Linked DNA regions of Homo sapiens: region 1 is linked to region 2. The links are chromatin loops, found by intact Hi-C in ENCODE. Cell type or tissue: chondrocyte. All regions are shown on one strand. Region 1 overlaps MYO9B (myosin IXB). Region 2 overlaps USHBP1 (USH1 protein network component harmonin binding protein 1).

Evidence for each region. Hi-C counts contacts between places; a loop is a spot of excess contacts. Peaks named below come from ENCODE experiments on the same cell type or tissue, not always from the same donor. Only the 100,000 strongest peaks of a DNase experiment are listed, where the experiment ranks them.
Region 1: it touches region 2 in a loop (4-fold over the local background); 27 of 110 quality-filtered maps call a loop at or near these places.

The regions. Positions count from the first base shown.
Region 1 is chr19:17,079,128-17,081,627 of GRCh38, forward strand. All of the region lies in intron 1 of MYO9B (myosin IXB), which reads left to right. Among named protein-coding and RNA genes, the nearest start is that of MYO9B, 4.6 kb to the left of the region's middle. RefSeq lists a silencer at 520-619 and an enhancer at 632-1,169. In chondrocyte, CTCF peaks have their summits at 1,144 and 1,352; a DNase peak (open chromatin) is centred at 1,168.
Region 2 is chr19:17,247,127-17,249,626 of GRCh38, forward strand. USHBP1 (USH1 protein network component harmonin binding protein 1) reads right to left here. Exons shown (of 13, transcript NM_031941.4): 13 at 2,045-2,500. Among named protein-coding and RNA genes, the nearest start is that of NR2F6, 2.5 kb to the left of the region's middle. RefSeq lists enhancers at 676-1,625, 1,626-2,500. In chondrocyte, no CTCF peak of the experiment used is centred here; a DNase peak (open chromatin) is centred at 991.

The DNA of each region.
Region 1 (2,500 bases), 170 kb before region 2:
TCACCTCCCCCGCCAGGTGAAATGTGATGCTCATTAGTAAAACCTGGTTCCCCTCTAGGGCCCATCATTGCCTTGGTGGGTCCTTGGTGTTTGTGGAGCCCCTGAGGAACTGCCACTAAGAGTGGGAACAGGGGCAGAGACCAGGAACTGAATCCTGCCATCCAGTCAGTTCTTAATCAGGAGGGAGCGGGTCTTGATAAAAAGGAGGAACCGTTAGGAACGGACTGTGGGAGGGTAGGCAACGTGCCCGAGGGTGGACAGCGGGTGCCCTTGTCTTTTCTTTGTCTTGTGACTGACCTGGATTTCTGGAGGAACTGTCCTCGTCTTAGAATGATCTGTTGCTTTTCTTCTGAGATTAGAGGTATTAGATTCTCTCCCAAGAGCTACTTTGGAGGTTGCCCCGGATAAACGTCGCTTTTGTAAGCTGCATTATCTCTTCCATGGGCCCTTTCGCCCGCCCGTTCCCAAGCACATACTGCTGAATTTTTGTTCTTGGTCCATCTTGCTGTCCCCTTCCCTGCTTGGCCCCCTCCTTGACCGTGACTTTGCTGCTTTACCTTGATTGGAGGAGACGCTCTGGGGCCACGGGACTGACGGTCCCTTCTGGGTGCTGCCCCCACACCCCACCCACCAGCCCTTTGTGTGCCCGGCATCCCCAGCCCAGCTGTGCCAGGCTGCCCCTGCTCGGCCGGCCATTCAGACGGCCCCAGGCGGCCTCTCGGCAAAGCAAGACAAGCCCTTCTCTTCTGCCCTCGTGGTCCCTGGAGTGGCAGAACAAAGGGCTCTGTCTCCACACCAGCCCACCGCCGCAGCCCAGAGCCCCGTTCCCTTTCAATTTCTATCGTGGCTGGGAAAGAGCCTCAGAGATTAGGCATGTTTCAGAAATGCAGCTGACGAGTTTGGGTTCTACTCATTTCCTCAGCGAGACTTTCTGAGCCCGAGCCCGATGATAAATAAAGTAGTGATTCAAGGGTTCAGCCCATGGGTTCGTCGGAGTGATGAATAAGATATCCTTGTCTGACTCACTTGTTTAAAACCCATCTCTGCCCTGCTGCACAGGGCTGTATGTGCAAGAGAAGGAGCCCCGCTAGGGGTGTTTCATGACTGTTGTTGCTGGGTGCCTGAGTTTGCTAGGGCTGCTGTAACAGAACCGCACGCTGGGTGGCCAGAACGACAGAAGTATATTGGCTTGCAGTTCTAGAGGCCAGACGTTTAAGATCACATTCAAGATCAAGGTGTTGGCAGGGTTCGTGCCTTCGGAGGGCTGTGAGAATCTGTTCCACGCCTCTCTCTGTTGGCTCATACATAGCCGTCTTCCCCTGGGTCTTCACATCGTCCTCCCTCTGTGCCTGTCTCTGTGTCCAAATTTCCTCTTATGAGGACAGCAGTCATATGGAAGGGGGCCCACCCTAATGACATCATTTTAACTGAATCATCCCCATAAAGACCCTGTCTCTAGGCGAGGCTTGGTGGCACACGCCTGTAATCTCAGCCCTTTGGGAGGCTGAGGCAGGAGGATCACTTGAGGCCAGGAGTTTAAGACCAGCCTGGACAACATAGCAAGATCCCATCTCTACAAAAAAATACTAAAATTAGCTAGACATGATGGTGAATGCCTGTGGTCCCAGCACTTTAAGAAGCTGAGACAGACAGATCGCTTGAGCCTGGGAGTTTGAGGCTACAGTGAGCTATGATCATGGCACTGCATTCCAGCCTGGGTGACAGAACGACACCCCCATCTCTTAAAAAAAAAAAAAATCCCAAATATACTCATACTCTGAAGTTCTGAGGTTTAGGATTTCAATATGTGAATATTTCTTTGTGGAGGGGAGTGGTGGACACAGCTCAGCCCATAATACTGAGAAAAGGACAAATTCAAATTACATTTTTATTTATTTGTTTATTTATTTTGGGGGCGGGGGCAGAGTCTCACTCTGTCACCCAGGCTGGGGTGCAGTGACGCGATCTCAGCTCACTGCAACCTCTGTCTCCCAGGTTCAAGTGATTCTCCTGCCTCAGCCTCCCGAGTAGCTGGGACTACAGGCGTGCGCCACCACGCCCAGCTACTTTTTGTATTTTTAGTAGAGATGGGCTTTCATTGTGTTGACCAGGCTGGTCTTAAACTCCTGACATCAGGTGATCAGCCCGCTCGGACTCCCAAAGTGCTGGGATAACAGATGTGAGCCACCGTGCCCGGCCTCAACTTACATTTTTAGATAATATAGGAACCTGGAGGGAAATGATCGTGTCAATAGAGAATAGGTCCATTTTGTCTCTTCTCACTCCTTTAAATAAACACTTTAAGGGTGAGCAGGTTGGTTGGCCACATCAATTTTGGACGCTCCCTGTTTTCCAGATCTCACACTCATACATTCAGGGGTGACTAAAGAGAGGTGAGAGGCCTGGTGCAGTGGCTTACGCCTGTAATCCCAGCACTTTGGGAGGCCGAGGTGGGAGGATCACCTAAGGTCAGGAGTTTGAGACCAGCCTGGCCAACATG
Region 2 (2,500 bases):
TCTGCCTCCCAGAGCCCTGATGAGACTTGAAGAATTGCCCTCCCTGGAGTAGGGGGAAAGATTCTTAGAGATCTTACAACACTTAAAAAGAAACTGAGGTTCTGGGAGAGCCAGGCACACCCAGCCCTGGGCCTCTCAACCTGCTCCAGGGACGTTCTGGCTGCCTGGGAGGTGGAGGAGGAGGCGTTAGTAAACACGAAAAGCAGGAAGGACTAGGATTAGACATGAGCAAGGACTTCCCGAGGTCTAGAGTCGGGTTCTGCCCACAGCCTGATGTAATCCCTGCTGGGAGAGAGGAAGGCGTGGGTGGGCAGAGACGACCCTTTGGTTCTGAGGCTGCATGGGAATGTGACTGGTAATTTGGGATGAGGGCAGGGATCCTAGGCCCCTTGCCTGGACCTGCTAGGATCTTTGGTGGGGAGCATTGGGGTGGAGGTCTCAGAAGGGATTGAAAAGAGATTTAGATGAGAGACAGGCGCTGTGGCTCACGCCTGTAATCCCAACACTTTGGGAGGCCAAGTCAGGAGGATCTCTTGAGACCAGGAGTTCAAGACCAGCCGGGGCAATAAAGTGAGACCCGTCTTGAGCCCAGGTGTTCAAGGCTGCAGTGGGTTATAATCACGTCACGTCACTCCACTCCAGCGTGAGCAAGACCCTGTCTCAAAAAAAAAAAAAAAAAGAAGAGGGAGAGAAGACTCAAGGAATCTTGAGGGGATTGTGAAGGGGAGGGAGCAAAGAACTAGGTTTGGGGGAGACAAGTCTTGCGAGGCAGCTGAGAGCTGGGTGGGAGATGGGGGAAGAAAGACCATCGCAGATCCCAGAAACTCCAGTAGTTCCAGTCCCAAAGGCTGCCCCACCCCCTTCCAGTAGCCTGGCCACCCCTGTGCCCCCTGGGGCCCGCCTGGGGGTGGATCAAGGCTCTACCCCGCCTCCCTGACCCCTGCCCGCGGCCCTGCAGTAACATTTGACCTTGCGGCGGCCGCAAACCAGGGACAAAGGGGCCTAGGCCCATCTGCTGAGGGGGCACCCGTGGGAATGGCCAGATCCTGCTGGGGCAGCCTGGGAACCTGTCTCCGTCCTCCCACATGTGACCTTGGCTCCCTTTGCCCCTCCACAGGCAACCTGGTGGGACCAGGAACTCAGGTCTTAGACTCTGGGGCTCGGCAGGGTACAGGGAAGAAATTCAGCTTCTCTGCCCCACCCCAACACGAGCAAGGTGGTCTGCCTCCATTTCCCTGCTTTCTTCAAAGTTGGCCCAAGTCCAGGGACAGCGTGTGGGTCGGAAGGTGACTAGCCCCAGCCCTCGCTGGAGGGGACTGTGCTCGCCACCATACTTCTTGTTCTGTTTCTGGGGTCAGGTTGACTGGATTCAAGTCCAGGCCGCTGACTGGCGCTGACCTCAGGCTGACGTGGTCCTGCCCTGGGAGAGGCGGTGAACACACCTGCACAGGTGAGGCCTGGAGCACCTGCCCCCAAGGCTGGGAATGAAAGTCTTTCTAATCCCTGTCTCGGGTTTCAGCTGCCACCCTGAAGGGGGACAGCTGGCCACTAATCCAAGCTTGGCTGGGTCGTTCCAAGCTCCCCTTTCCCAGACTCAGCCAGTCCTGGTGTGGAGGGGCAGGGAGATGTGACTTATGCAAATGACATGCTAATTCATTGCCTGCTATTAACCTGACACGTCCCACAGCTCCTGGGCCCCCAGGAGAAAGCTGGAACTGGCCACCATTGGCATTCATTCTGAGTTTCTCTTGAAGTACAACGCCCCCTGAGTCCCAGACTATTACCTTTGCTATGCCTGTCCCCCACCCAGAAACCCTTTACCTTATTTTATTTATTTATTTTTGAGACAGACTCTCCTATTTTGCCTAGGCTGGTCTTAAACCCCTGGGCTCAAGCAGTCCTCCTCCCTCGGCCTCCTGAGATACTGGGATTACAGGCAAGCTCGACCACATGGAGTCCAGAAACCCTTGACCTTAGCTTTGAGTTAGTAGCAACTCGTCATCCACACCCTGAATCTGAACCATTCCAGCTTCAGTCTCCCTCCTTTTTGTTTTGTTTTGTGTTTTATTTATTTATTTAGAGACAGAGTTTTGCTCTTATTGCCCGGGCACGATCTTGTTGTTGGCGCGATCTCGGTTCACTGCAACCCCCGCCTCTCAGGTTCAAGCAATTATCCTGCCTCAGTCTCCCGAGTAGCCGGGATTACAGGCATGTGCCACAACACCCAGCCAATTTTTGTATTTTTAGTAGAGACGGGGGTTTCACCATGTTGGCCAAGCTGGTCTCAAGCTCCTGACCTCAGGTGATCCTCCCCGCCTCAGCCTCCCAAAGTGCTGGGATTACAGGCATGAGTCACCACGCCTGGCCTGTTTTTTTTTTTGAGACAAGGTCTTACTCTGTGACCCAGACTGGAGTGCAGTGGCGTGATCTCAGCTCACTGCAACCTCCACTTCCCAAGCTCAAGTTACCCTCCCACTTTAGCCTCCTAAATATCTTTATA